Linked DNA regions of Homo sapiens: region 2 is linked to region 1. A link is a loop called in an ENCODE intact Hi-C map of the cell type or tissue named here. Cell type or tissue: Calu3. All regions are shown on one strand. Each heading gives the region's core, and the rest is flanking DNA. Links, peaks and the distances in the headings are about the cores only. Region 1 overlaps F11-AS1 (F11 antisense RNA 1). Region 2 overlaps F11-AS1 (F11 antisense RNA 1).

Evidence for each region. Hi-C counts contacts between places; a loop is a spot of excess contacts. Peaks named below come from ENCODE experiments on the same cell type or tissue, not always from the same donor. Only the 100,000 strongest peaks of a DNase experiment are listed, where the experiment ranks them.
Region 2: it touches region 1 in a loop (9-fold over the local background); 6 of 110 quality-filtered maps call a loop at or near these places.

The regions. Positions count from the first base shown.
Region 1 is chr4:186,291,217-186,307,584 of GRCh38, reverse strand. All of the region lies in intron 1 of F11-AS1 (F11 antisense RNA 1), which reads left to right. Among named protein-coding and RNA genes, the nearest start is that of F11, 33 kb to the right of the region's middle. In Calu3, for the core only: a CTCF peak has its summit at 10,399 (motif pointing left); a DNase peak (open chromatin) is centred at 10,384.
Region 2 is chr4:186,463,125-186,479,492 of GRCh38, reverse strand. The region is part of intron 1 of F11-AS1 (F11 antisense RNA 1); the gene reads left to right. Among named protein-coding and RNA genes, the nearest start is that of F11-AS1, 30 kb to the left of the region's middle. RefSeq lists a silencer at 7,684-7,978. In Calu3, for the core only: a CTCF peak has its summit at 6,348; no DNase peak of the experiment used is centred there.

The DNA.
Region 1 (16,368 bases), core at 6,823-14,822:
GAGTGCCAGTCTAGCCTGGCAGGCACAGGTGATTTGAGCACTAGCAAAGCTGGAACACTTCGCCTCTTAAAGAATTTTATATTTGATAATTTAAAAATGCATTGAAGAGGAAAAAGCTAAAACACAGGAAAAACTAAAACTTTATTGGATTTTGTTATTCTTTGTAGGCTGTTGTTAAACGTGTGTGTGTGGGGGGGTGTGTGTGTATGTGTGTAAAATTTAAAAAATCTATTTAATTCCATACAGCATAGAGGCAGGGAGTGGCCAAAGGAGCACCATGAGGGTTTCAGTGCCTCTACAAGTTTGAATGCAGCCCTAGCTACCATCAATGCACTTCATCACACGCTACCTCCATGTCAAAAATAATTTTAACTTGCAGGGCCCAGCTTATTACATCACAAGCATCCACAGTCACGAAGTTTAGTGTACATAGATAGGATGGTATAATATGCCCAAGCCTCTAGAGCTGTGCCGTGCAACACGATAGCCGCTAGACACGGGAGGCCATTCATTCGATAGCCGCTAGACACGGGAGGCCATTTAAATTTAAATTTCATTAAAGCAAATTCAGTTCCTTGGTTGCAGTAGTCGCTTTACAAGTGTTCAACTGCCACATGAGGCTAGTGACGCTGGACAGCACAATTAAATAATATTTCCATAACTGCAGAAAGTTCTACTGGACAATGCCGCTCTAGCAGTAATTAAAGCAATATTGTCTGAGATAAGATAAAATGTTGAGAGTTGGTGCTAATGTCTAGTCTATGGAGTGCCAAATGAATTTCTAGAAGCCTCTAAATCAAAGGCCATATACATTTGCCCAAGAGGTGGTTTCATCTTACGGAATCGCCTAGCTGATAGTTAGCTTCCTACAGGCTGGCTGAGGGTATGTCTAATTTTATACCCCCACTATTCTCTGGAACATGTAAACACCTGCCTCAATACATAAAACAAATAGAATACACAGGAATTCAATGTATGTTGTTTTCCCCCTGGCTCTCAGAGCTATGGACTCTGCAAAATAGCCAAGATCTTATTGTTTTGGTTGCATTAATATCTGATGCTGCAGATTTTTGAATACATTCTTGTATGCAATAATCAGCAACCTTTATTCAGCATTTATAGGGAGCCAAACACTGTGTTAAGTGCAGGGAGTAGGTAGAACAATGAGCTCAGGGTTAGTGGGGACACACACAAGCCTCTGGCCATAATGCAATGTGGCAAGTTCTACACAGAGGCACAGACCAGGCAACAATGCAGCAAGAGGGGCGTCATCCTGAGAAAGCTTGCAACAGCTTCATGGAGGAGGTGACTGATAACTCAGTTAAAAGACACAAGCAGGTGGATATGGTTATTAAGGGGCAGGCAGAAGCAATGACAAATGCTGTGCCCCAGAGATTGAAGCAGTTTGACACTTTTGAGAGACAGAAGGAGATTTAACTTGGCTGGGCGGGGCATAAGAAGCAAGTGAAGTGGGGAGTGAGTGAATGAATGAATCAAAGAATGGTGCACGTCTATTCCAGTAACATCCCACATCCTGGCCAGAGGCCCTTGAGAAGCCCAGCGACCCTTCCGTGGGCAGAGTTGGGAACGACATGATTCTGCTTGCACTACAATTATTTGTGATATTTCTTTCTGTCCTCATTGAACTTTCTTAATAGAGATTACTACTTATCAGGAACAGGAATGCTTTTTCCTTACTGTTTTCCTCTTGGAACCTAGCTCTGTACCCAACCCATGATAGGTATCAAATATGTGTAAAAATAAATTGAAAATGAAAATGCAGGCTAGCAAATAGGGTAATTCAATAAATATTGAAATGCTTTGTTTTCACTTCTGCATTTGACCAAGAACATGGCTGAGACCCACAGGGACTCTGCCTCCAGGAGAGAGACCTGTGTGACTGCAGACCCTGCAGGACCACCGGCAACCCTGGAGCACCAAAGCATTGCATGGGGCCAGGCTGGGGCGGGGCACGCAGTGTTAAATGGGAGAGCTGGAGAAAATTCCACGAGGAAAAACAAATGGAAAAGTATGACCCCTGCAACAACAAAAGCCCCTCCTCTGCGTCGCTGACAAACCTCACGCGAGTTGGACAAGCATTTTTTTAATAGAAAAGAAGCTGGCTTTATTCTAACATGAGCAATATTGAGAGTCTTCTCTAATGTTCTGTTTCTGATGGACCAAAACTGATGTGCTGGGGAGCGGATCCCTGCCGCCCGTGCTCTAGCAGGTGAGATCTGGGTAGGATGTGGAGGTGGTGGCAGTTTTCCAGCCTGGCCACGTGGGAGGCTGGAAGCAAGGGGAGCGTGGAGCAGCTGAAATCGCCTTAGCAGGCTCTTGACGGTAGAGAGTGAATGCCCCCCCATTCTCTATGTTCTGAATAAGAATTTGAATTATTTAGCTCAATATCATCTTCTATTTTGCAGCAAAATCTAGTCAAAGCTAGTTTTCAATTGGATTTCTTTCTTCTTTGTTGGAATGAAAATTCACAGTGTCATTTCATTCTGCTCAGGTCACTGGCTCTGCCAAAAACCAGAGTCTCACTCCGGAAATCAGCCTTTCCTTTCTTCTCCTTCGAGTGTGAATCATGACCTCATCCTTCACAACCTCGGCAGACATTTCTTGTATGTTAGTGATGGAGAACAGCTGAATGGGGCTCAAATGAGACCCAAAATGAGAAAGGAAAGCAGACTAGCGGGTATGACCTAATCTCTAAAACCAAAATAGAGAAATAATTTAGGATACAATTAATTACTGATAGGCAGACTGTCAGAAAAAGGACCTTGATACACACACACCCACACACACATATATATATTATATATATAATATTAATATATATTATATATACACACAAGTGTGTGTATACATGTGTATGTGTCTATGTGTACATGTGTCTATGTGTGTGCTAGACACTCTTCTAGGCATAATCAGTTGCATTATTTGTTTTCAAAATGGCCTTGAGGCATGTATGATTATAATGGCAGTCAGTACAGCGCAGTGCTGGGATCAGCACACTTTTCTGGGAAAGCACCAGGTAGTAAATATTTTAGGCTTTGTGAACCACAGGATCGCCCCTTCGATTACTCAACTCTGTTGTTATAGAGCAAAAGCACCATATGTGATGTGTCAATGAATGGTTATGGCTGTGTTCCAATAAAACTTTATTTACAAAGACAGCAGGCCAGATTTAGTTCGGAAGCCATTATTAGCTGATTCCTCAGGTGGTGGGGAAAGGTGTAGATTCAGGAGCAGATGCTATGGATTTGATTTTCTAGCCTACTTCTTACTCGCTTCTCCTCTAATTTTTAACCTCTATGTGCCTCAGTCTTCTCCTCTGTAAAATAAGAATAAGAATAGCCAAAATTATATGGAAAAAGAGAATTAAGTTGGAGAACTCACATTGCCTAATTTCAAAAGTGTAAGTGCCTATACACTGTTAGTATCACAAAGGGACTTTGTAGTCTATTTCCAGCTAGAGATGGGTGGACTGAGATTCAGCAACGTGAATACAAATCTGGTGAAACCTCTTCTACTGTGGCTCTGGAATCTGAATTATGCCACAGGACAGACCTCCATAAAGGTGTTCAAGTGCACTGATAGGGAAATTCCAAACCATCTGCAAAGCCCTGGACAACACTGTGGCAGGCCTCCCCTGTCATACCCACCGGAACTGGGTCCTGGGTAGCGCTGTGACAGGGCTCCCCTGTCATATACCCACCGGAACTGGTCGTTGCATAGTCAAAAAAGTTCATTAAAAGGGAAACGAGATTACAGTAGCCATAAAGGAAAGAGTAAATAGAAAAATCAATAAAAACATGTGAATTCTTTGAAAAGATTAATAAAATCGACAAACCTTTAGTGACACTTACCAGGAAAAAGAGAGAGAGAACAATCAAATTAATAAAATCCAGAATGGAAGAGAGGACATCAGCATTGACCTTATGGAAATAAAAAAGATTATAATGGAATACTATGAACAATTATAAAACATTATAGTGGAATACTATGAATTGTGCATGCCACAAATTACTCAGATGAAATGGACACATTCCCAGAAAAACCCAAACTACTGACACTGACTGAAGAAGAAATGGATATGCTTGAATTGTGAATTTTAAGACTTCAACAGAGAAAATCCCAGGCCCAGAGGGGTTCACTGTGAATTCTACAAAACATTCAAAGAATGAATACTGATTCTTCAGAAACTCTTCCAAAACATACAACAGAAGAGCACACTTCCCCACTCATGCTGTAAAGCTAGTGTCACCCTAACACTAAAACCAAAGACATAGCAAGAAAAAAAATCACACAGTGATAACCCTTATAGCCTAAAAAAATCCTTGACAAATTATTAGCAACCTTAATTGCATCACATATTAAAAGATCAGACACTGTGACCAAGTGGAATGTATTACGGTGATGGAAGGTCGGTTTAACATCCAAGAGCTTATCAGTGTAATGCATCCTATTCACAGAATACAGCACAAATCATGGCCATCATCTCAATAGATGGAAGAAAGTAATCTACAAAATCTAAAACCTTTTCATGATAAAAATGCTTAACAAACTATACATACGAGGAAACTTCCTCAACTTGATTAAAATTTTAGCAAACTGGACATAGGAGGAAACTTTCACGTCTTGGTTAGAAGCATCTACGAAAAATCCACAACTAACATCATATTTACTGGAGTGAAACTAATGCTTTCTCCCTAATATCAAGAACGAGACAATAATGCCTACTCTAGCCACTTCTATTCAACATCACACTAGATGTTATAGCCAGGGCTATTATAAAAGAAAAAGAAAAAGGGAACAGTTAAAACGATCTCCATTTTCAGATGACATGATCATATATATAAACAAATCCTAAGGAATCCACAGAAAAACCACTACAGCTAACAAACCACTTCAGCATGAGGCAGCATACAAGGTCAATATACAAAAATAATTTTATTTATATACACTATCAATAAATAATACGAAAATGAAAGTTAAGGACAAAATGCATTTTAATAGCATAAAAATAAAATGTCTAGGCATGCATTTAACAAAAGAAGTACAAAATTTATATGCTAAAGATATGAAACAAATTAAAAATCTAAATAAATGGAAAGATATTCTACATTCATGGATCAGGAGACTTAATATTTTTAAGATGGCTACTCTCCACAAATGGATCTTTATCAAAATCTCAGCTGTCTTTTATTGCAGAAGTAGCCTAGCTGATCCAAAAATTCATGTAGAAATGCAAGGGACTCAAAATAGCCAAAATAATATTTAAAAAAAGAATAATTCATTTGGAGGACTCATGTTGCCCAGTTTCAAACTTTAGTGCAAATCTCCAGCAGTCAACATTGTGTGGAGCTGGCATGATGACAGGCATATAGAGCAATGAAATAACATTGACAGTCCAGATACAAACCCTCATATTTATGGTCAATTGAGTTTTGACAAGGGTTCCAGTGCTGGGACAACTGGAATTCACATGGAAAAGATGGATTTGGACTCCCATGTATCACATCACTCACAAAAATTAACTCAAAGTGGGTCATGCAGCTAGATGTAACTGCTAAATCTATAAAACTCCTAGATGAAATCACAGGACTAAATCTTTGTGCCCTTGGATTAGGCAGTGGTTCCTTAGACACAACTTCAAGATTATAATCAACAAAAGAAAAAATAAGATATACTGGACATCATCAAAAATAAATACTTCTGTATTTCACAAAATACCATCAAGAAAGTGAAAAGATAACCCATAGTATGGCATAAAATATTTGCAAATCATGTATCTAACAAGGACTAGTATCCAGAATATGTAAAGAACTCACAACTTTGTAATAAAAAGAAAATACCCCAATTAAAAATGGAGAAAATAAGTAAATAAATATTTCTCCAAAGAAGATGTACTAATGGCTGATAAACACATAAAGATGTTCTCAACATCATTAATCCTTGGGGAAATGCAAATCAAAACCACAATAAGATACCACTTCACACCCACTAAGGTGGGCTTAGAATCAAAAAGACGGAATCATCGATGTTAGCCAGGATGTGGTGACATTGGAGGCTTCAGACATTGCTGGTGGGAATGTAAAATGGTGTAGCTGCTTTCAAAAACATCATTCTTCAAAATATGAAACATAGTGTTCCCATATGACCCAGAAATTCTGCTCCTGGGTACTACACACTCAACAGAAAGATAAACGTGTCTACACAAAAACTCATACATGAATATTTATAGCAGCATTATTCATGATGGCCAAAAAGTGAGAAAACCCACATTTCCATCGATGAATGGGTAAATAAAATGTGTATAATTATACAAGGGCAATTCCTTTTTATTATATGGCAATAAAAAGGAATGAAGTACAGGCTTTAGAACATGGTTCCTCCTTGAAAACAAGGTGAAAGTGAAAGAAACAGGTCACAAAACACCCCATGTTGTATGATTGCATTTATGTAAAATGTTCAGAAGAGGCAAATCTACACATAGGTATGAGGTTTCTTTGGGGGAGTGATGAAGATGATAGAAAATTAGATTAATGATCACACTACTCTGAGAATATACTAAAAATCACCGAATCGTCATTTTAAATGGAAGTTTGGGTATATATGAATTATGTATCAATAAATCTGCTTGTTAAACAGTGCACACTATCAAGATGACTTACCACTGATGATGTTACCTCATCAACTAGCCTGTTTCTCCTCTGTAAATTACCTTTTCACTCCTATCCATGCTCTACTCCCTAAGCAAGGGATAGAGGGTTAAGCTCCACATCCTTGAGAGAGGAGAAATGGTGTAACTTACCCGGAATCCTGTACAGCGGATTTCTCTCTTCTCTCTCATTATTTTGTTCATTCAATCATTTTGTATCAGTATGAACTCATGGATATTTATTTTTTACTTTAAGATGTAATCCAATGCTAGATTATTCATTCTGTCACTCAAGTTATTCCAGTTTTGGTTATTGGGAATTCTTTCAGGTTGGGGCTTATGTAATTATAAGTAAGTTACTTCTTTACAATAATTGTTAAATTGACCTGAACAGATCTGAAAACAAACACAGCCAATTTCAAATGTTTTGATTCAGCTGAATAGAAGAGACCTTTCCTGTGTGCACCAAAAAGTGGCCTTTGAGCATTTTCTGAGTGGCGAGATCAGTGCACGGCAAGAGTAAGGCCATCTTGAAGTGACTGTCGGACCCCTGCTCACCAATTAGTTCCTCAGAAACAATGCCTGTGACATAGACAACCCCTTCAAACAAACAATGCCTGGGGCATAGACGACCCCTATAAACAAACAGTGCCTGGGGCATAGATGACCCCTATAAAGATGCTTATTCAACCTCCCCACTGGTCAGCAGTTTTGCAAGAGGGTCTGGTGCATCAGTCTTATAAAAGCTTGCTATAGAAAGAACGTTTTCTGGGCCAGGTGCGGTGGCTCATGCCTGTAGTCCTAGCACTTTGGGAGGCCGAGGTAGGTGGATCACGAGGTCAAAAGATTGAGACCATCCTGGTCAACATGGTGAAACCCCGTCTCTACTAAAAATACAAGAATTACCTGGGTGTGGTGGTGGGCGCCTATAGCCTCAGCTACTCGGGAGGCTGGTGCAAATCACTTGAACCCGGGAGGCGGAGGTTGCAGTGAGCTGAGATCGCGTCACTGCAGTCTAGCCTGGTGACAGAGCGAGACTCCATATCAAAAAAGAAAGAAAAGAAAGATAGGAAGAAAGAAAGAAAGAAAGATGAAAGAAAGAAAGAAAGAAAGAAAGAAAGAAAGAAAGAAAGAAAGAAAGAAAGAAAGAAAGAAAGAAAGAAAGAAAGAAAGAAAGAAAAGAAAGAAAGAAAAAGCAAGCAAGCTTTCTGGAGGGCAGCTGTGGGATAAGTCCCTATTCAACGCTCCTTTCTGAGAGTCTGGATTTGTCAGCCTCTTTCCTCGGCCTCTCTGCACCCCCAGGCTTTGGGGGTGGGCTTGCATGGGTCTGCCCACTGGAACACAGGGTGTTTCCTGGTATGTGTGGGGAGTGCTGGCAGTGAATCTGAACATCAGTTAAGAGTCTCAACTCAATTTAGTTACTCATAAAACTAAGTCTAACGTGCAGATAAGAGATATCAATGCCCGCAGATGCAATTGTCTGCTTTTTCCACTCATTTTGTTAATGCCCAGGCAGAGACTTCCATGCCTTCAGACACTCCTGCCTGCACCCTATACTCCCCTCTCTACAGGCCATGAAAATAGGCAGTTACAGGCCTGGAAATCAATCGTAATGATTACTGTTGGATAAATTGGATAATGAGTAGGACAATGAATTTCACTGGTTTGTTTCTGAGAGTTTTGAGTATTTTTGATATTTGCATTTTTGAATCCTGCCTGTGTAGCAACCGGTATGCTTAGGGTGACTTTAAAAGGGAGCTCTTGAACTGAAATTCATTCCAAAATAATACTTTTTTGTAAATGTTTGTTCTGTATTTTCTAATAGAGACCATACCCTCTTCCTTCAATAAACAGTTTAATGGCTTATTTGTGAATAAAAATATGAGTTGCTAAGGGCTCATTTTCCCCAAAAGTATGTGGCACCCACAGAAATACCTGCCCAGGAGGCACCTCTTAGCAGAGGGGAGTCATCTGAGCTCACTTTCTGAAGGGGTCTGTTTTGTTGTTTTTTATATAGATATGTTCCATGGGAGGTGGTTTTCGTTTGATGGTGTAATGGCCACACTGAGGAGCCACTGGAAGCCCATTCCTGCGATGCCCAGCGGGGCTGGGGTGGCCCAGATCTCCACGCCCAGGTGGAGACGCTGTAACTTTTCAGGGGCTCTGCACACCTGGGCCTCCCACATGATCCACTTACCTCCAGTTAGTGGGGCTGACTCCTAACTTTGCTATAGGGTGCTCAGGCTGAGACTGGATTCCAGTATCTTTTGGAAACTCGGGGGCTCCAAGGTGAAGACAGGGCAAAAGTGGGACTGAGAAGGGAGTGCGTGTAAGCTTCAGGCCGGGCCCAGCCCTCCGGAGGCTGCGGTTCGAGGTTCCGCTCGCGGGGGCCCGGCGCTCTCTGGTGGGCGCAGGTGGACGCCGGGGCGACTTGGCGCCGCTGGGCTCCGTTCCCCAGGCTTTCTGCTCACCCGTTTCCCCGCTCTCTTTCCAAGTCCCTAACCAGCTGACCCGTTTATGAGACACTGTCACCGAGTCAGGGCTGATTCAAATGCTGACCGAAGTTTGTCCCTAGGAGGCTTCCTGTGTCACAGTCACAAAATGGTACAAGCTTCAGCTGCACAGAACCTGGGGGTGCCCCGCGGGCCCCGCGAGGAGCGGGCTTAGGTTTGGCTGGCAGCGAACACCGGCCCGGGAGGCCTCCGCGGGGAGCTGGGGTCTTGGAGTGAGCGTGACCATCGCCGCTTCCCGATGTGTGTGTGCCTTCCGTGTGTGTGTGTGTGTTTCCTGTGTCTTTCATGTGTGTGTTCTGTGTGTATTTCATGTGTGTGTTTTGTGTGCGTGTTCCATGTGTATGTGTGTGTGCATCTGTGTTTTATGTATTTTGTGCGTTGCGTGCGTGTTTCATGTATCTCTGTGTGTTTTATGTGTGTAGTTCATGTGTGTGTTTGCGTGTTTCATATGTATGTGCGTTTCATGTGTGTATTTTGTGTGCTGTGTGCTTGTTTCATGTGTGTTTTGTGTGTATTTTATGTGTTGTGTGCATGTTTTTTGTGTGTGTTTTGTGTGTTTCATGTGTGTGAATGTGTTTTATGTGTGTTTCGTGTGTGAATGTGTGTTTTATATGTGCATGTGTCGTGTGTGTGTTGTGATGTGATGTGGGGGGGTGGGTAGACTATTTTTATTATCACTAAGCCTTCAGCATTCAAATGTTTATGTTTGTTTGTTTTAAAAATACAACACAGCCTTAACAATACATTGCGGGATCAAGGTTGGGGATACTGTTCCCCAGTTCATCAGGGAAGAGGTGAAGGAGCTGAGTGAGCAGGGGTAGGGGTGTGGGGAGGGCAGCAACAGCGCAGAGGAAGCCGCCGAGGGCCGAAGCAGCCCTAAGCCGGACCCCAGCAGAACACAGCGCGCGTGGGCACCGTGGACCTGGCCCCGGGGCTCGGGCTGGGCGGTCAGCGCAGGAGCAAGGGCCCAGCGCCGTCCTGGAGCATCTGGTGGACAGGCGAACCTGCTGTCCGGGGACCAGATATTTACAAGTGTTATATTTGAAAAGGAAAGCATATTTGAATGGAAGCCGTTTATTTGATTTAAAGTTCCCAGATATTATATATACATAGGATTTGTTTAAACTTACCATAAATTAAGTGCGCTCTGCCCATCTGCTGTGAGTTTAAAATGGAACAAAGAGAGGTATAAAAGTGCCATCTAGTGGGGAAATGGAGAATTGGGTTCAAAATATTTACCAGCAGGTTTGTCTTGTCTTTCTTTTCCACTTGTAAAACACGTGGATTATGTTATAAAGGGAATAATAATAATATCCTACTTGCACAGTGCTGGTGAGAAGGAAAGCCCACTGCATGATGCAGAGCACATAGCAAGATCCCAAAAGACGTGAATATGGCGATAGTCTTATCTGTATTCTCTTTCCTGTTCTTGTTCATCAAGATGATATTATTATTATTAACTATAGTAATCACTGCTTGTTGGACCCACTGGATTTTATGTCTATGTTATTCATTTAACAAGCTGTTCACTTAACTCCAGAATGTTGATTTTAACTCTTTTCGGATAGAATTAAATGATAATGACATGAGTGACGTTCTTATATGATCATGCCCTCTGTGGGGCTGTTAACTAGGCTGCTCAAGAAACTCCTAATTATGTCCACAGCCACTACTCCTAGACGCTGTGCTGGCAGCTGCTGGGGTTCAGAGGAAGCAGGAAGTAGAAGCACAGGTCCTCACTCCAAGGATGGCAGCCTGCCATTGCTGTCAGCAGTGAGCACAGACCGACAGCAATACAATGAAAAGTGCCTTTAAGTGATAACTGTGGCATCTCAGAAACATGTTTCTTTCTTATATGTTAGTGGCAGCAAAGAGAAACACAGGCCTGACAGAGGAACTGCTATTCCATGAACTCTACCATCCAACTTCCCTTCTCATTTAAATTGGCCCCTGAAGGACTGAGGCACAGGAGACCTACATTTCCTGGGCTCAGCGTCCACCCTCACAGGCCGTGTGAGCGGGGAGAGGTCACAGCCCCGCCTGGAGCTTCATTTCTATGGAATGATTGCTGAAGTCTCTTTCACCTCTAACAGCTTATGGGTCCCCAATAATTAATGTGCCAAATAACATCTTCCATTGGTCTCGTTACTTCCTCACCATTAGCAATTTGGTCAATGCAAAAAAACCGAAGGAGCAGATTTCACTGGATACCAGAGAAACTTTGAACTTATGTTATTCTGATCTTCAAGGGTAGCAGAGAGATCTCTCTTCACATGAGGTGTTTTTTTAATTTTTATTTTGTTGGTTGTTGTTGTTTTGAGATGGGGTCTCAATATGTTGCCTAGGCTGGTCTCAAACTCCTGGCCCCAGCCATCCTCCTGCTTCAGCCTGTTGAGTAGCTGGGACTACAGTCATGCACCTGGCAACATGAGTTTTAATACCCCGAGAAGGAGGAGGGAGAGGCCTGGAACCTCAGATACAAATGCATAATACTCAGAATTCAGCTAAATTAGAATGAGCAAACTGAGAATCTAAGCCTTTAATTTAGCCATATGCTGAAACAACACCGGAAGCCGACCATCCTGGCTAACACGGTGAAACCCCGTTTCTACTAAAAATACAAAAAAATAATTAGCTGGGCATGGTGGAGTGCACCTGTAATCCTAGCTACCTGAGAAGCTGAGGCAGGAGAATCGCTTGAACCCGGGAGGTGGAAGTTGCAGTGAGCCTAGATTGTGCCACCGCACTCCAGCCTGGGTGACAGAGTGAGACTCTGTCTCAAAAAAAAAATTATCTGTATACTATTTTTACAGACACCAGCACAGCCATAAACATGATGATAAATCCATCTACTGATTGTCAGTTAAAATGTTAAAGGCTGCCCATCACATCACAAATTACTCATTTATAAAACGGAATCTGAATAAAGAAAAACTAACTTTCAAATCTGAAAAATAGACCTCTCTTGATTTTTCTTGCCAAATCACAAACACGATGAAATATATATATATATATATAGCTGAAAAATTATTTTTAATGCCTTTATTTTTTCTATTTATTTATTTTATTTTTATTTTAGATTCTGGGCGTGCGCATGCAGGTTCATTGCATTGTGTAACACTGAGGTTTGACCTTCTGCTGATCCCACTGCCCAGGCAGAGAACATAACACGCAATAGGTAGCTTTTCAGCCTTTGGCCCCTCCCTTCCTCTTCCCTTTTAGAATCCCCAGTGCTGGGCTGGAAGCTGCTGGAGATGAGACGACGTTCCCGTCTTGATGTCCATGAGTACCCAACGTTCAGCTCCCACTTAGAAGTGAGAACATGCGGCATTTCGTTTTCTGTTTCTGCGAAACAGCTTATTTATTTATTTATTTATTTATTTATTTATTTATTTATTTTTGAGACAGAATCTCACTCTGTTGCCAGGCTGGAGTGCAGTGGTGCGATCTCGGCTCACTGCTACCTCTGCCTCCTGGGTTCAAGCGATTCTCCTGTCTCAGCCTCCCAAGTAGCTGCGACTACAGGCACACACCACCACGCCCCGCTAATTTTTTGTATTTTAGTAGAGACGGGGTTTCACCATATTGGCCAGGATGGTCTTGATCTCTTGACCTCATGATCCACCCGTCTCGGCCTCCCAAAGTGCTGAGATTACAGGCGTGAGCCACCATGCCCAGCCCACAGTTTTATTTTTAATGAAGCGATTACCGGAGAAATACATTCAGATTCACCCAAATCAAATATTAATTTGCTCAAGTATATAAATATTTCTGAGAAAGTCACTTTTTGTCTTGATTCTTTCTTTACTGCTTTCTCGTTCTAATAGTGAAGATAATTATTTCCGTTGGTGGCAGCAGAAACTTATCGAAAAACCCTCTAAACCGCAAAACCCATACTTCTGTGTTGTGTTTGATAGTGTTTTCCGTGGGATGACAAAGGTTTTCTAGTCTGTATTGTTTGTAAAGGTGCCTTCCCAACCAAGCTCATGGGAGTCATTCTGACTGCCGTTTTGACAGTGTCTGAGCATGGAAGGAACCCACGCAGTCACCACAGCCTGTGAAAATCTCTACCTGTGCACAGCATTTGAAAGTTACCGGTGGTTACAAAGCGTGCTCATGTTTCCTGGGGAGTGCTGGGTGCAGCAGAAAAGCTGCATCCGTACATATAAGATACATTTTGACACCTCTCTGGGTAGATGAGGTAAGACAAACACATACACGAACAAGTCTCTCCATCAGTAGGTCCACCATACACTGTTACATTTGTAAGACAGTTGCCGGATACCCCAAGGCAAAAGAGAGGGAACTAGTTTGTTGAGCACTATGTGTGCCCGTTACTGTGGGAGGCATTTTGAATATAGTCTTTTCTCTGAAAGTTAGAATTAAATGGAAAATGACAGTAAGCTATGTACTGTGTGCCGCATATAGTACATACCGTATACAGCAGTTTGGGTTCTTAACCAATATTACTAGTTTACTTACAAGAAAGGGATAAGAAATGTGGGAGAGGCCCACGTGGAGAAGGAGGCAGCCGAGGAACGAGGAAGAGGCAAGGCAGGGTCCTTCCTAAGGCCTCGAAGGGAGCCGAGTTCTGCCAACACCGAGATTCCAGCATTACAGCCTCCAGAGCCACGGGGAGAAATCTGGGCTATTCAGCCACCCTGGTGGGTTGTGGTAATTTGTTACAGAATCCAGAGGAAAGTAACACAGCATCTGAAGATGAGGAAACCCAGGGACCAGACAGGCAGTGAAGCTGGAGTGCGTAAGCATTACAGGTATCAGAAATGGTCGTTTTCATTTTCTTTCTTTTTTTTTTTTTTTTTGAGACGGAGTCTTGCTCTGTCGCCCAGGCTCTGACTCCCGGGTTCACACCATTCTCCTGCCTCAGCCTCCCGAGTAGCTGGGACTACAGGCACCCGCCACCACGCCTGGCTAATTTTTTGTATTTTTAGTAGAGATGGGGTTTCACCATGTTAGCCAGGGTGGTCTCGATCTCCTGACCTTGTGATCCGCCCGCCTCAGCCTCCCAAAGTGCTGGGATTACAGGCGTGAGCCACCGTGCCCGGCCTGTTTTCATTTTCATTCTCTCTCTCTCTTTCTCTCAAACACACACACACACACACACACACGGACACACACAGACACACACACACACACGGACATTCCTCATTGAAGAATTGCTCTAAACAGTTATTTTTAGTTTGTGGGATTGCCTTGGAAAAGGAAGAAATGTTCTCCTGAAAGAAGCTTGGCCTGCTGTGGTTAATGAACACGCGTGCATACAACAGGCGGGAAGCAGGCGGGAGAGTTGGGGTGGGGCTCACAGGGCGCACTGGGAAGCCGTGATGCTGTGGCCACCACCTCTGCCTGGACAAAGGGAAGCCCTCCCAGGTGACAGGTGGCCTCACAGACATCTTGTGGAAAGGACATTCAAAGAGAGGATTGCCCTGACCACATGGGGCCGGCAGAGCGTCCGTGCAGTCGGGAAATTCCCTACACCTGAGCTCTGGGATGCTGCGGGCTGGGATGTTGAAAATCCTCTCACACGAGCAAAGGGAAAGATGCATTCTATTTTTTCCTTTTTTTTTTTTTTTTTTTTTTTTTGAGATGGAGTCTCACTCTGTTGCCCAGGCTGGAGTGCAGTGGCCCAGGCTGGAGTGCAGTGGCACGATCTCGGCTCACTGCAACCTCGGCCTCCCGGGTTCAAGCGATTCCCGTGCTCAGCCTCTTGAGCAGCTGGGACTACAGGTGCCACCACCACGCCTGGTTAATTTTGTGTGTTTTAGTAGAGACGGCGTTTCACTATGTTGGCCAGGATGGTCTCGATCTCCTGACCTCGTGATCCGCCCGCCTCGGCTTCCCAAAGTGCTGGGATTACAGGCGTGAACCACCGCACCCGGCCTGGGAAAGACCCATTCTGAGTGAGACCTGTGAAGGGAGCGGAAAATCACAGAACAAAGCGAGGATGAAGGGAGAAGTGGACCCGAACAGGCGAGATGGAGACATGCCCCTTAGCAAATGGGGAACGTTTCCTCTGATGCTTTCATGAGGCAGGACCACAGGTAAGGCCATAAATGAGTCATGTATAATGTAAATGTATTATTTCTGAAGGCTTTCTTAAATATATAATTCTCAGTCCAAAGTTTAGTTTCCCTCTTTAGAGTGTAGGGCAGTGGCCAGCCACTGGTGCCCCGGGTGCCACAGGTGAGAACCGCTGCGTCCTTCACAAGCGTGGCTTCGTTGCCGGCTGTCCAAGAGCACCGCTCATGTCAGAAAGTGAGGCAGCTCTGGAGCGGGTCACAGACAGACTTTCTCTGAGGCTTTAGGATCAAAACTATTCAAGAACATTTCCAACTTTTAAAATTGGAAAACACAAAACTGTGTCCCATAGAACACTATGGTAAAATGCATGCCTAATAAAAGTCAATTACATTTCATTGACTCAGGGTTGTGATCAATAACCCGAGTCCTGGCACACAGGACGTTCCACTGCAGGTGGTAGGAAATGCATGGCTTAAAATGAAAGGGGCCATTGCTGTGGAAGAGGGAAGCCCAGAGTTGGTGCAGACCTCAGCCCCTCTACCTGGGCATCAGTGACCTCCGGCAGCTTCTCATGATAAGTGCCACCACTTCCAGGGCCAACACTTCCTCATTCACATGGAAGGGAAAGAGAAAGCATTTATTCCGACACAACATCCAAATTCTCAACCTTTGCTCAGGTTGCTGACTCTGAGCCAGTCACTCTGGTGGGGTGAAGGCGTGTGCCCACTGCCTTGGCCTGCACTGCCAGGAACTGATTCCCAGGGCAACGAGGATGCGATTCCATCAGGGAATGTGTAGGAATCAGGATCCACCCCTGGAACTGGAGATGAGGCCACTTGTACCCCAAATTTATGTCCATAACACACAGGGAGAAGGCTGGACAGCCAGTATGTCTGCCACACTGAGCCACTACCAAGCTTGAACAACATAAGCTCTGGAACGTTTGCTTCGTCCTTTGGCAAGAACTCTTACCATGTTTACATGACTGCAAGGAGCATACTCTATGTTTGTCTACGTCATAACCACCAAATTAGCATTTAAGTAAACAATGAAGCGGTGAACAATTTGGTGATCTTATACACCACATTAACATCACGTCATTTATATTAATTTGTCATAGTAAGAGAACTGCAAAATAATCTACAG
Region 2 (16,368 bases), core at 2,879-10,878, 180 kb before region 1:
GAGCTCCCGCTCTGTCCTCAGACATTTTTTCAGAACTCTCCACTCTTCATCCATTCTAGCATAAAAACACTAAGGTTTAACCGTTTCTTTGGATCTTTGTTTTCTTATGAAGGCTCCTGTGTCTTGTGAAACTTATATTAAATACATTTCTATGCTTTTCTCTTGTTAATCTGTCTTTTATTACGGGGTCCCCAGCCACAAACTCTGAAGGGTAGGAGAAAAGATATTTTTCCTCCCCTACAAAAGAATTCCCAACTCTTGATATCCCATCCTGCCGGCCTGCTCTCAGCAAGGACCCTGTTGAGTCAGTTTCTCAAGAACCTACTACCCTTGATGTTTCCTCTTAGTGACTGTCCACCCACTGATGCCCCCATCCTGCTGTTTAGTGATAAATTCCCACTTATCCTTGTATTCAAATTGAGCTCAGTTCTGTGCTGAAGTCTCTTTTCCCCTATTACAGCAGTTTAGTTTCTCCCTAAAATTCAGCTCCACCACTTTAACTGGTGTCCAGTTCTAATTCTCATTGACAGGCAGTAATGGTAAATGTGTGTTACTTGAGTGTCAAGCCACATTTGGTGGTGGTTGTCTGGAATGCTATGTTGAGAAGGACTCTGAGACTACACCCAAGCTCAGCAGGAAGGAGAGCTGTGATCAATGAATGGTGGAAGGAGAGCTGTGATCAATGAATGGTGGAAGGAGAACTGTAATCGATGAACGGTGGAAGGAGAGCTGTGATCACTGAATGGTGGAAGGAGAGCTGTGATCAATGAATGGGGGAAGGAGAGCTGTGATCAATGAATGGTGGAAGGAGAGCTGTGATCAATGAATGGGAGAAGGAGAGCTGTGATCACTGAATGGGGGAAGGAGAGCTGTGATCACTGAATGGTGGAAGGAGAGCTGTGATCACTGAATGGTGGAAGGAGAGCTGTGATCGATGAATGGTGGAATGAGAGCTGTGATCACTGAATGGTGGAAGGAGAGCTGTGATCACTGAATGGTGGAAGGAGAGCTGTGATCAATGAATGGTGGAAGGAGAGCTGTGATCAATGAATGGTGGAAGGAGAGCTGTGATCACTGAATGGTGGAAGGAGAGCTGTGATCGATGAATGGGGGAAGGAGAGCTGTGATCACTGAATGGTGGAAGGAGAGCTGTGATCACTGAATGGTGGAAGGAGAGCTGTGATCGATGAATGGGGGAAGGAGAGCTGTGATCACTGAATGGTGGAAGGAGAGCTGTGATCAATGAATGGGGGAAGGACAGCTGTGATCGATGAATGGTGGAAGGAGAGCTGTGATCGATGAATGGTGGAAGGAGAGCTGTGATCAATGAATGGGGGAAGGACAGCTGTGATCGATGAATGGTGGAAGGAGAGCTGTGATCAATGAATGGGGGAAGGAGAGCTGTGATCACTGCATGGTGGAAGGAGAGCTGTGATCAATGAATGGTGGAAGGAGAGCTGTGATCGATGAATGGGGGAAGGACAGCTGTGATCGATGAATGGGGGAAGGAGAGCTGTGATCAATGAATGGGAGAAGGAGAGCTGTGATCAATGAATGGAAGAAGGAGAGCTGTGATCAATGAATGGGGGAAGGAGAGCTGTGATCACTGAATGGTGGAAGGAGAGCTGTGATCACTGAATGGTGGAAGGAGAGCTGTGATCACTGAATGGTGGAAGGAGAGCTGTGATCACTGAATGGTGGAAGGAGAGCTGTGATCGATGAATGGGGGAAGGAGAGCTGTGATCACTGAATGGTGGAAGGAGAGCTGTGATCGATGAATGGGGGAAGGAGAGCTGTGATCAATGAATGGGGGAAGGAGAGCTGTGATCACTGAATGGTGGAAGGAGAGCTGTGATCACTGCATGGTGGAAGGAGAGCTGTGATCACTGAATGGTGGAAGGAGAGCTGTGATCACTGAATGGTGGAAGGAGAGCTGTGATCGATGAATGGGGGAAGGAGAGCTGTGATCACTGAATGGTGGAAGGAGAGCTGTGATCAATGAATGGGGGAAGGAGAGCTGTGATCAATGAATGGTGGAAGGAGAGCTGTGATCAATGAATGGTGGAAGGAGAGCTGTGATCAATGAATGGGGGAAGGAGAGCTGTGATCACTGAATGGTGGAAGGAGAGCTGTGATCACTGAATGGGGGAAGGAGAGCTGTGATCACTGAATGGTGGAAGGAGAGCTGTGATCACTGAGTGGTGGAAGGAGAGCTGTGATCAATGAATGGGGGAAGGAGAGCTGTGATCACTGAATGGTGGAAGGAGAGCTGTGATCAATGAATGGGGGAAGGAGAGCTGTGATCACTGAATGGTGGAAGGAGAGCTGTGATCACTGAATGGTGGAAGGAGAGCTGTGATCACTGAATGGTGGAAGGAGAGCTGTGATCAATGAGTGGGGGAAGGAGAGCTGTGATCACTGAATGGTGGAAGGAGAGCTGTGATCAATGAGTGGTGGAAGGAGAGCTGTGATCAATGAGTGGTGGAAGGAGAGCTGTGATCGATGAATGGGGGAAGGAGAGCTGTGATCACTGCATGGGGGAAGGAGAGCTGTGATCACTGCATGGTGGAAGGAGAGCTGTGATCAATGAATGGTGGAAGGAGAGCTTTGATCGATGAATGGGGGAAGGAGAGCTGTGATCGATGAATGGTGGAAGGAGAGCTGTGATCGATGAATGGGAGAAGGAGAGCTGTGATCAATGAATGGAAGAAGGAGAGCTGTGATCACTGAATGGGGGAAGGAGAGCTGTGATCACTGAATGGTGGAAGGAGAGCTGTGATCACTGAATGGTGGAAGGAGAGCTGTGATCACTGAATGGTGGAAGGAGAGCTGTGATCACTGAATGGTGGAAGGAGAGCTGTGATCACTGAATGGTGGAAGGAGAGCTGTGATCGATGAATGGTGGAAGGAGAGCTGTGATCGATGAGTGGTGGAAGGAGAGCTGTGATCAATGAGTGGTGGAAGGAGAGCTGTGATCGATGAATGGGGTCTGCGGGGGCTGCAGGGGATGGGTGTATTTGTCACTCCTTCCAAGGCTTGCTTCACTCCCAGTGTCAGTTTTGAGAAAGATCACAGCTGGAAGACTGGAAGACCTGAGCATGGAGGTGTTGGTTGCAGAAATGAAGACATGGCACAGGGCGCTGTGGCTCATGCCTGTAATCCCAGCACTTTGGGAGGCCGAGGCAGGCAGATCACGAGGTCAGGAGATTGAGACCTTCCTGGCTAATGAAGTAAAACCCCTTCTTTACTAAAAATACAAAAAATTAGCTGGGTGTGGTGGCATGCGCCTGTAGTCCCAGCTACTCCAGAGGCTGAGACAAGAGAATTGCTTAAACCCAGGAGGCAGAGGTTGCCGTGAGCCGAGATTGCACCACTGCACTCCAGCGAGACTCCATCTCAAAAAAAAAAAAAAAGAAAAAGCAAAAAACAAAAAAGAAATGGAGACATGACAGCAGTGGCCTAGATAAGTGCATTCTTTGATCTTTACAGCATGTAGGTGGTGCACACGGCTTCCTGGAGGCAAAAGGAGACCAGGCTAGTGCGACTGAGCCTATAGTATAAAAACCCTAGGCCGGGCGCGGTGGCTCAAGCCTGTAATCCCAGCACTTTGGGAGGCCAAGGTGGACGGATCACCTGAGGTTGGGAGTTCAAGACCAGCCTGACCAACATGTAGAAACCCTGTCTCTACCAAAAATACAAAATTAGCTGGGCGTGGTGGTGCATGCCTGTAATCCCAGCTACTCAGGAGGCTGAGACAGGAGAATCACTTGAACCTGGGGGTGGGGTGGGGAGGGCGCGGGCGGAGGTTGCAGTGAGCCAAGATCGCACCATTGCACTCCAGCCTGGGCAACAAGAGTGAAGCTCCGTCTCAAAAAAACAAAAACAAACAAACAAACAAAAACCCTAAGGTGTTTGCTTTGCTTATTTTCCTCTCTCTGTTTTGCTTATTTTCCTCTCTCTTTGTCCTCTCCTCTCCCTGTGCACACTTGCTGGCATGAAGTCATTCTGGTGGAGGGGAGTTGCTAATAATTGATTACCTTCATATCCTAACCCTCCAGGGTCTGCCTGCGAGATTGATGAACTTGTTTTCCTTCCTTCCTTCCTTCCTTCCTTCCTTCCTTTCTTTCTTTCTTTCTTTCTTTTTCTTTCTTTCTTTTTCCTTTCTTTCTTTCTTGCTTGCTTGCTTGCTTTCTTTCTCTCTCTCTTTCTTTTCCTTCCTTCCTTCCTTCTTTCTTTCTTCCTTTCTTTTCTCTCTCTTTTCCTTCCTTCCTTCCTTCCTTCCTTCCTTCCTTCCTTCCTTCCTTCCTTCCTTCCTTCTTTCTTTCTTTCTTTTTTTTGGAGTCTCACTCTGTGGCCAAGGCTGGAGTGCAGTGGCGCAATCCCAGCTCACTGCAACCTCTGCCTCCCGGGTTCAAGCGATTCTCCTGCCGCAGCCTCCCAAGTAGCTGAAATTACAGGCGCATGCCACCGCACCTGGCTAATTTTTGTATTTTTAGTAGAGATGGGGTTTCTCTATGTTAGCCAGGCTGGTCTCAATCTCCTGACTTCAAGTGATCTGCCTGCCTTGGCCTCCCGAAATGTTGGGATTACAGGCATAAGCCACCACGCCCGGCTTTGTTTATCTTTAAAGAACAAGATCCTTTGGTCAGATAGACATCCTTGAAGGCATCCAGAAGTTTCATCTGGCCAAGGGACCGAGGGAGGCAAGCAGCTTTGGTCATGGGATCGCCACTCCCGCATCCCCACCTTCCTCATAAAGCCTCAATTATGTCCAAAGGCAGGTCAGAATTGCGAGATTTTGTCTCCCGCCCTCTGGCCTTGGCCAAATCTTATAAACCTTTCGCTGCTCTCAGAGGTTCTACAACACTAGCACCCTGAAAAAAGTGCCCAGCCAAGCCTAGGTTAGGCCTCGACTAAAAACAAAAGCAAACTTGAAGTTTCACAACTTGGTCCAACTCTACTCACTCTTAGAACTAGGCGTGGCTATTATGTGGCTATTACGGGTGACTATGGTGCTACTGGGGTCCAGGCACCCAGAAGGGCTGCATATTTCTGTGCACACTACGTCTGCTTACCATGGCCTTTCTTACCAAGAAAACTACGTCTAAGTAAAAAATAGTAGAATGAGAGTTAGAATGAATAAGAAGTAAAATGAGAATGAGAATAGCTACCAAACCTAGTCAGAAGCCTGGATTAGAATACCCAAAATGGACCTGCCAGCCGACAAAGCACCTCCTGTGGCCACCAGGAGAAGAAGAAAGATAAGTTGGGAATGCAAATGAACACGAAACAGGTGTGTCCTCCCAGGCATAGAAGAGGTGGAACTTAAGACAGTGTTATAGACAGTCCTGCCCCTAAGGAGACAGAGTCAGCCCCGCCCCAGCAAAGTGTACGGCAGGCAGTGGAAGGAGAGCCAGGCATGAGCATAAACAACAGGCGAGCTGGAGTTTTTGTCTCTCAAACTGAGTAGTAAGGAGACTTTCAGGGTCAGCTTTTTGTTTTGTTCCCCTCCTCCCCCACACACACCTTTTTTTTTTTTTGAGACGGGGTCTCACTCTGTCGCCCAGGCTGGAGTGCAGTGGCACGATCTCCGCTCACTGCAAACTCCGCCTCCCAGGTTCAAGCAATTCTCCTGCCTCAGCCTCCCGAGTAGCTGGGACTACAGCTGCCCATGCCTGGCTAATTTTTGTATTTTTAGTAGAGAAGGGGTTTTGCCATGTTGGCCAGGCTGGTCTCAAACTCCTGACCTCAAGCGATCTGCCTGTCCCGGCCTCCCAGAGGGCTGGGATTACAGATGTGAGCCACCGTGCCCTGCTATTTCCCCTTTTTTTTTTTTCAAAATTTAACTGGAACTCATCCCCTTTATCCAATGGTCTCAGGCAGACATCTGTGAATACACCCTTCTCACCTCCAGTTGTAAACAGTCAATTAGTTCTCAACTGATAAATTGTGTTTTTGAAAGACCCAGAGAGGAATTTTGTCTTCATTTAGCTCTCAATTTTGCTTTTGTATACTTATTTGTGCAGTATATTAATTTGCTAAATTAATGTTCATTTGGGGGAATTATATGATCAGCTGTTTCACCATAGCCAAATAAAAATTTATCTTAAACTAGTGGTCACTAACGTTTCTTGAGGGAAACTGAGCTTGGCTTTCTGAAATATTCCACATGACCACCCAGTGGGCTAGGAAGGAAACCTGATATCCACTGAAAGGACCAGCCTCACCGGTGGTAAAACCAGCCTGTTCTGGAAGCCAGGGGGTGCGAATTGTTCATCTGGCCCCACCATTGGCCAACCATGTAACTGCATTAACTCACCCAACCTCTGTCACCTCGGATTCCTTAACGCATAAAAATACAGGAGTTAAACTCCTGCCTGATCCTGTCATTCCCTAAATCTGTTTTTGGGATTTGGACTCAGTTATAGGTGAATTTGTACTCCCTCTACTGGTGGATGAAAGCAAAACAGTAATAAATAAGGTGAATTTACTTCATGATACAATGTATTAATTTGGAGAACCATTGCAATTTTGGATTCTAGAAAGTGAGTTCAACTAATTGTTATCATCATAAGGAGAGTCTTTGGAATGATGATTAAGGCAGGATCCAGCACTTCTGGAACTAGTGGTTCCTTCATGAACCCTCTCATCTGCTGGTTCCTCAGCCTGAGAAGAAAGAGAAGCACTAATAATACCACTCCACTGATGTAATGCAGTAATATATTAGACACTACGGAAAGTACTCCATACTTGTTAGCCATTATTGCTGATATTTTGCTGGGGTAATATAAATTGAAGAGTTTCTGTAGAACTCAGCATCTGTTTTATCATACAGAGTATGTTTTATTTCATAAGAATTATAATGCTGTAATAGTGCATAATACATTTACTAATGCTATAACAGTGCATAAGAAATGAAATAAAATTCAATAATTTCAGGCACAACTCTGACCAAGCCTCACGACTTAGATTGAAAAGCTGTCATGTAGGTACACTGCTTGTTTGGAGTGGCTTATATTGGCTTCTAGCATGTTTACACTGACAGTGTCTTTGATAGTCCCTATGTAATATATAATTAAAGCCTGGGCAACATGGCAAAACCACATCTCTACCAAAAAAACAAAAAAAACAAACACACAAAAACTAGCCAGGTGTGGTGGCGAGCACCTGTAGTTCTAGCTACTTGAGGGCCGAGGTGGGAGGATCACTTGAGCCCAGGAGGTTGAGGCTGCAGAGAGCCATGATTGCACCACTGCACTCTAGACAGAGCAAGACCCTGTCTCAAAATAAATAAATAAATAAATAAATAAAATGAATAAAAACCAAAACACCCCAAAACAAAAAACCAAACTATAAAATATATAATTAAGATGAACTAAAATATCTCTATTATTTTCTTTATAGCAATAATTTAGGTTTTTAATAAGTAGCATCCTAGGTTAGAAAAGAACATAATTTACATATTTTATATTCAATTTTTAGATTAAAAAAATCCTTCAGATGCATAGATTCTAAAAACTTGCATTTTTATATGAAAACTTCAATTATTTAATTCACTATAACTGTAATATTTTTCAGTTTACTTTTAATTACAGTAGAGATTTTTTAACTTCTTCATTGTGGAATTTTAGACAGCAGGAGAGAAAATAATCTTATGAATCCCCATACATCTGAAGAACACCAGAATATTTCACCCCGAAATATGCTTCTTTGGCAAGTGGAAAGTAAAGTTACAGGAAAGGGCTGTCTGAGCTGCCCTTTCTTACCTAAGGCAGGCCATAAAAATTGCTGTGAAAAAATGCGGAGAAGCTTCTGCCTCCCCTATCTGCCTGAAGACAGAGATGTAAGTAGTGGTTCACTTATCAGTGCAGGGGCTGGCGCCAGCAGGGCCAGAGGAATCTGGGAGCAGGCTTTATTACCTTTCCATAGTTGTCCCACTTTTGGGAGCCTGGAGCTGCTTGGTCCTTTGTCCTGTCACTTCTGAATATATTGTTCTTTGCTAGATGTGCTATGTAAGCCAGGGCCCTAAGCCACCTTACTTTTGAACTCAGCTTTCTCCCCATGGGATAGACACACACGTAAATAAAAATGCTTTTTTTTCTCTCTCTTGTTAATCTGTCTTCTGCTAACAGGAATCTGTCCCACTAATGAACTTACAAGGATTGAGAAAAGAAATTATTTTTTCTCCTATGAAAGGAAGACAAAATCTTGGGAGCCCAAATTCGCTATGCCAAAATGGAAAAGTTAAGCTTGAAAACTGAGTCATGAAAAAACCAAAAAACCCTGCCTTTCCTTTTGCTCCTAAACTAATAGCTACAGATAGAAGGCCACATGTTTCCACAGGGGCCTCCCTCACTCTGACCATGTAAATTAACAGTTTATCTTCAAGAGTACGGGACGAGAGGAGCCTAGAAATTGTCCCGCTGCGCACCCTGAGACGAATGCATATTCAGTTGCTTCCTCTACTGAAGTTCACCTTATCTTATGTAGAGTACAGATGTACTGAGCAGGAGATGAATGCAGAATTGACGGTTCATCTACCCGCTCCTTTTCATGTGGATTCTAAAGAACGTGACCAGCCCTCCCTCTCCTTTTCCTTCTTTTCCCCTCCTGCCTCCTTTTCCCCTTTTCATATTGTAGCCCTCAAAATCCTCTTCAGAAAAAGGGGGTGCCACAGATCCTACAGTGGCTTGTGTCTCTGTTTGCCAGGTGCTTCCTCAACCTTGGCAAAATAAACCTCTAAATGGATTAAAATCACCTCCGTCAGGCCAGGCGCGGTGGCTCACGCCTGTAATCCCAGCACTTTGAGAGGCTGAGGTGGGCAGATCATGAGGTCAAGAGATTCATCTTGGCCAACATGGTGAAACCCTGTCTCTACTAAAAATACAAAAATTAGCTGGACGTGGTGGCACACGCCTGTAGTCCCAACTACTCAGGAGGCCAAGGCAGGAGAATCACTTGAACCCAGAGGCAGAGGTTGCAGTAAGCCAAGATCAGGCCACTATACTCCAGCCTGGGCAACAGAGAGAGACTCCGTCTCAAAAAAAAAAAAAAGAAAAAAAAAATCACCTCCATCATTTTCTTCAGTTCACCCACCCTGCACAGCCATCACCCACCTTCAACAATCACTGCCGTTTGTCTGCTGTTATTTCATCTGTTTCTTTTCCACCCACCCTCCCACCTCCCAAATTATTTAAAGGAAATTCCAGACATCATATCATTTCATCCAGAAACACTCCAACATATATTTCTAAAACATAAGGATTCTTTCTTTAACATAAACACAATATTATTAATAGCCCTAAAATCGACAATAATGTTAATATAATCCAGTATCTGGTGAGTGTGCAGATTTTCTCAATTCTCAGAAATGTTTGTTTTATATTTGGTTTGTTTGCATTGGGATCTAAACAAGGACCACATATCACATTGGCTTCATATGTATCACCTTTCTTTAATCTGTGATTTCCCTCCGTCTTCTTTTTTCCTTGCTATTTGTTGAAGAAACCTAATAATTTACATCTAGAAATTTCCAATTCTAGATTTTGTTGATTATGTCCCCATGGCATCATTTTCCTTCATCACCTACATGTGTATTTTTTACCAGACGAGCTCTCACTGTGTTGCCCAGGCTGGAGTGCAGTGACTGTACACAGGCGTGATTGTAGCCATCTTCCCACCTCAGCTTCCAGAGTAGCTGAGACTACAGACATGGGCTACTGCACCCAGCTCTCATTGGTATTTTTTGAAACCAGTTATTAGATCCAAGTCCTTGATTAGATTCAGATAATTTTTGTCTTTTGGGTACATATACTTCACAGGTAGTGTGTCTCTTTCTAGGGTATCAAGGTTATCCAGGTCCTGGCTGTCTCTGCCATCCATCTGCGTGTAGTACATGGCCGGTTGTTGCCTACTCTTAGCCTCGTCTATGGTGTAGGAAAAGAGTCCATTTCCACTTCCCACAATTGAACATTTCAGATAGCAAGATGGTCAGTCAACAAGGCTGCCTCTCTAGAATTTCCTTCTTATTTATTTGAATTCTGTCCTTTGTAAATTATAACTCAGTCAGTACAGTCAAATATTATGTAATAGCTTTTTTATCCCTACAGTGTCAACAAAAACAGCCAAACTCTGTATTTGAAGAGTTTTATTTTGAGCCAAATATGAGTGACCATGGCCGGAGGCGTGGCCTCAAGAGATCCTGAGAACGTGTGTCCAAGGTGGTTGGGCTGCAGCTTGGTTTTATATGTTTTGGGGAGACATATACAATACACATGAGGTTTAGTCCGAAAAGGCAGAACAACTCCAAGAGGGAGCTTCCAGGTTGTAGATGGAGTCAAGGATTTTCTGATTGGCAATTGGTTAAAAGAGTTATTATCTAAATAGAATAATAGAGGCAATAGAAAGGAGTGTCTGGGTTAACATAAGGGGCTGTGGACACTGAGGTTCTTATGAAATCTTATAGGTGGCTGCCCTTAGATACAATAGATGGTGAATGTCTCCTCTTCAAACCTTTAAAAGGTGCTGGACTCTTGATTGCTTGAGCCCAGGATGCACAGGTTGCAGTGAGCTGAGATCCCTCCACTGGACTCCAGCCTGTGGAGTGACAGAGTGAGATCCTGTCTCAAAAAACACAAACATAAAAATAAAAATAAAAAATAGAAATAGAAATAGATTCTCAATTAATCTCTTCAGGATTGGGAGGGCCTGGAAGGGGAAGATTTAGTTGTGTTAACAGAGATTCTTCACGGACAAAAATTTCCCCCACAAAAGACTCTGCAGGGCCATTTTAAAATATGGCGAAAAGCCCTACATATTTTTTGGGGTAAAATATTTTGATTTCTTTCTTTATCTTTCATGTGATGTTATGCCAGTGTTGGGTTGGAAAGTGAGCCACATTATATAGGGTGAAATAAAGCCCACCTGATGAGATGTTTTGGTTTGTAGTCGTGGTTTGTAGTCGTGACTCCGCAGGCCCCTTAGATAGGAATATGGGCAAGAGAGAAAAAAGGTCAGAGTTTACTTCTCAGTGAGAAACATCTCATAAATACATTAATGTTTACTTTTGTCCAGAAAAATACCTATATTTTCTCAAATATCCTGTCATTTTCTACACCAGATCGTTATTTTTCCCAGCGAGTGTTCACAATCTTATATTATTATCTTGGCTCAAGGTACATATCAAAATTATTTATTTAATATATCCGTCTTCAGATCTCCTGCCTTGCGAGGCCAATAGTGTTTGCTGTTAAAGTTGGCTTTGAAAAGATGAAGTGATAGGAACAGTAAATATTTCCATTATCTCAATTTTATATTGATATACTTTAAACATTTATTTATATAAGACATCATATAAGAGGAGACTTGGAAATACTTGGCCTTGAGAAAAAGAGCACATACCATAGTTAACTGAATGTCTGAAGACTATTGGGGAAGAAGGAGAGTGGGGAAGGAGAGGAAGACATGTCAGACCATGAGAATAAGAACACCTGGTTGAGCTCAATGGTGGTTTTTAGTTCTTAATAGGTTAATGAGAACCTTTTCAGTCATGTGACATGTTTTACATGGAAAACAAAATTGCAAGGATAACATGGATGTGTATTTTGTAAGACAATTACAAAATCATTTTCAAGTTCATCGCCTTAATCTTACTTCTTTGAAAGATGTTTCAGCATTGTGATGCGTTGCCCTTCACTGATGTTTATATTTACTGACTTACATGTACACAGACACAAAACAGTTTTCTTAGAAAGCAGTCTTGGAGACTGAGATTTGGGTACAGAAAGTTTATGGGAGAGTGCGCTAGAAATCAATGCCTTTGATGGGGTTCAGGGCAACCCCAAAATATGGCACCTTGGCATAGTGAATATGTTAAGCTGAAGGAATTCGAGAAATGGCAAGAAGGTCTCTCCAACCTGCCTCTGTCCTTCTTTCCTGAAGCAGGCGATAAGACCCTCATGTGAGAGGTGCCTTCCTAGACCTGGAGGACAACATTCTTATCTCCAAAGACAGAGGGGTATTGAGAGTAATTAGAACAAATGAGCCCTGCCAAGTGTCCCCCCGTTTACCCCTCTTAGCCCATACTCTTAGCCCGTGCTCTTAGCCCATATTCTGTCCTGTCACATTTCCCCAGGACTTTCCACTCTTCATCAAACAGCAGAAACACACCCCAGTTTAACCCTTTCTTTGTGTCTTCATTTTCTCATGGACATCTCCATGCCATGTAAAACTTATATTAATTAAATTTCTATGCTTTTTCTCTTATTAATCTGTCTTTTGTGAAGGGGTTCCCAGCTGAGAACTTACAAGGGTAGATGGAAGATATTTTTCCTCTCTTGCACCTGAGAGAGGCTGGAGGAAGCAGAACTGAACCCGTTGACCCTCCCAGCAGCTGTGGGAATGAGTGCTTGGGGTGAATCTGGGATTCCCTTTTCCAGTTTCACTGTTACTTTTTAGGAAACGAGCTGAGCTTCACTAGTTCTGTTTCTTTTATTTATATATTTGTAATTTCTTTTTTTGTTTGTTTGTTTTTGAGATGGAGGCTTACTCTGTCACTCAGGCTGGAGTGCAGTGGCACCATCTTGGTTCACTGCAACTTCCACCTCCCAGGTTCAAGTGATCCTCCTGCCTCAGCCTCCTGAGTAGCTGGAATTACAGGCACGTGCCACCGTGCCTGGCTAATTTTTGTATTTTTAATAGAGATGGGGTTTTGCCATGTTGCCCAGGCTAGTCTCGAACTCCTGACCTCAAGTGATCTGCCAGCCTTGGCCTCCCAAAGTTCTGGGATTACAGGTGGCCTTATTTATATATTTGTAACTAAAATTATTCTTTAAAAAGCACACGTCATGTTTAATTGTGACCTTGAGATAGATCACAATCTTAATTTGATAAGAAATAGTAAATTATATTTGCCATATTGTACTTTGGCCAAAAAAAAGGTGTTGATATGTCTGAGAAAGTTGATTTAAGAATGAGAATACAAATCAAAATAGATTTCTGTTTATGTTTCACTAACCAAAAACTATAGCCAGTATGTCTTCTAGATCTAGTTTATGATTCAGAATCCCCTCTTCTCATGTGAACCAGAAGAAAAGAGTGAGAGCAGAAAAAGCAGCAAGGTGTAATTTGGTTACCAGGCCCTCTTCTCACTGTTCTGGGAGGAGCAGTTTGCTTCAGGTAGACTGAGTGACTTATACATAGGGCCACCTGCATGACTGGAGCCCGAGGCAGTGGCGATGCTCTCTTTCCTTATGAAGAGATGGCCTCCAGTAGCAACAGATCATCTGTTGTCTCCAAACTTGGTTTCTCCTAGGTTTGTTTTTCTTTTCTTTAACAGAAGAGACCACTGTTCTTTTTTTATTCTTTTTTTTGGCGGGTGGGGGGAGGGGGGTGCGGTTAGGGGAGTGAGGTGGTTGAACTCTGAATCTGTATGAGCTTTTCAGATATTAGTATGATACATTGATAGTCACAATGTGAAGATGAATTTCTTTTAAAAAAACTGTCTGGCTAGGCACAGTGGCTCATACCTATAATCCCAGCACTTTCGGAGGCTGAGGCAAGAGGATCGCCTGAGCCCAGGAGTTCAAGACCAGCCTGGGCAACAAAACAAGGCCCTGTCTCTACCAAAACACCTACATATATATATTCCTCTCTCTCTAGGGGAAGTCTTTAATAAGTCTTTATCAAGTACATTCTGAGGGGCCACATTTTCTACATTTGCATTAGGAGACTGAAAGTAGGTTTATAACTTTTAAAGATCAAATTACTTCTATGCATTTTATGTGCCCCAATTTCAAGTGTAAAGGGCACATACAAAACTATGAAGAGGGACAGATGGCAACTGGACTTTACATAATGCTTGAAATAGACACACCGATGATCCTAAACACATTTTTAGATATCTAAAGACAAAAATCATCATTGAAATAGAATTTAAGTGAAACAAGATGATTTTAAATATATGTGTACTAAATATATATAATATATATTTAATTTAAAATTTTCTTGTTTCACTTAAATTCTATTTCAATGATGATTTTTGTCTTTAGATATCTAAAAATGTGTTTAGGATCATCAGTGTGTCTATTTCAAGCATTATGTAAAGTCCAGTTGCCATCTGTCCCTCTTCATAGTTTTGTATGTGCCCTTTACACTTGAAATTGGGGCACATAAAATGCATAGAAGTAATTTGATCTTTAAAAGTTATAAACCTGCTTTCAATCTCCTAATGCAAATGTAGAAAATGTGGCCCCTCAGAATGCACTTGATAAAGACTTATTAAAGACTTCCCCTAGAGAGAGAGCCTAACGAAAAGGAGTCCCAAAGCACTGACATGGAATTAGATTTTAAATGCTGTGTTTACATTTTCCAGTCTTTTGCTTTTTATCAGCACTGACTCTACCATTAAAGAATGTCATCTGAGCTAATTAACATGGTCCCATGGTTCATTTCCCAGTGAAATAACTAACTTTCAAAAGATTTTATAGACCCTCATGCAGCTTTTCTCCTATCTTCCATGCATAAAAATTTTGGCATATCGAGAATCTTCAATAAATATTTCTGGAGGAATGACTTTCCAATGATGTTCTGCCAGACTTAATGCAATAAAGAATAAATTCTATCATACTCTCTCTGATGTCATGCAGAAAAATTGAAATTCTGGGACATGTTGAGGTGAATTACTTCCATTCAAACTCATAAATAAAACCTAAGTTAGATTTAGTAGATACTGGCAATACTTATGGAGTGTTAATTAAGATAATTGATTTTTACCAAATGAATGAATTGGATATCAGTAAGCCACACACTGGATTGTGTAGCATCTCCGTGGTACCAAGACAAAGCTGCCTGTTAACATTTAGAATTCTATAACTTGTCTTTCATTCCATCATTAGAGAAAAGGTTCCCCATGAAACATTCATAATAGCGAATGACTGACTGGTCTCAAGTAAGGAACCAAGAGCAGATCCTAATGGTCAAGAGCTGTTGCCCAAAGGGATATGGGGCTCTGAAAGGGAGGGTGGAGAAAGGTACCAGAATATGCCACCCCAAAATACACTTCTTAGGCATAGGGATTCTTTTGACTAAGTAATTGAGAGCCAGCAGATGAAGGAAAAGCTCTTTACCTTCCCTGTCTGCGTGAAAAATCAACCTCCCCTTTTATAAAGGAAATTTACACTTACGAAGGTAACTTCCATTGGGAGAGGGGCCTCTGTACCTGGAAGACAGCTACTCCTGGAGAAAACCCCCCTCCTTTTTCTTAAAGACAGGGTCTTGCTCTGTTGCCCAGTCTGGAGTGTAGTGGTGCAATCTCAGCTCACTGCAGCTTTGGCCTCCTGGGATCAAGTGATCCTCCCACCTCAGCCTCTGGAGTAGCTGAGACTACAGGAGCACGTCACCACGCCTGGCTAATTTTTTAATTTTAATTTTTGTAGAGACAGAATCTGTTTATGTTGCCCAGGCTGGTCTCAAATTCCTAGGCTCAAGTAATCTTCCTGCTTCAGCCTCCTAAAGTGCTGGAATTACAAATAATTTTTATTTATTTATATTTTTATTTTTAGTGAGAAGATCTTCCTCTGTTACTAAAGAGTGGAGAGGAGTGGCACCCTCCTAGCTCACTGTAACCTCCAATTCCTGGTCTCTGGTGGTCTTCCTGCCTTAGCCTCCTGAGTAGCTGGGACTACAGGCACACACCACCACATCTGGCTAATTTTTTTCTTTCTTGTAGCGACAGTTTGTCACTGTTATCCAGGCTGGTCTTGCACTCCTAGGCTCAAGCAGTCCTCCCGCCTTGGCCTCCCAAAGGCTGGATTACTGGCATAGCCACTGCACCTGGCCACAGAGACAACTCTTTCCACCTCAGACTCTCACCTGCATAGCAAGACAGGCCGCATTTACCTGCATTTCCTCATTCTCTTTTCCATAACTTGCCTTCCCTCACTCAGAAGCCCCAAACCTCTTTTGCTTTGTTTGGCCTAAAGTGTACGTAAGCCTCAATTATCTGACCACCTCCTTGAGTTCATTTCTTTGTGAAACATCCATACATATGTGTGTAACTAAAACTTTGTTTTTCTTTTATTAATCTGTCAGTTTGATTTGCAGGTCCAGCCAGAGAATTTAGGGGAGTAGAGGAATAAAGGTTTTTTTCTCCCTTTCAATGGAAATCTCCAAGATAAATTTTTCTTTATAATTTTAATGCACCTAAATGAAGGGGAAATTTATGTCTAAGTAGACCAACAATTATATAGATAACAGGCAAATATAAACATCTCTTGACCATATAGAACTATTTTTGGTGTCTGTCTATGCTAATGAGAGTTGCCTTTAGGTAAGAGCACCCTTTTAACTTTTTTTTAATTTTTTTTATTT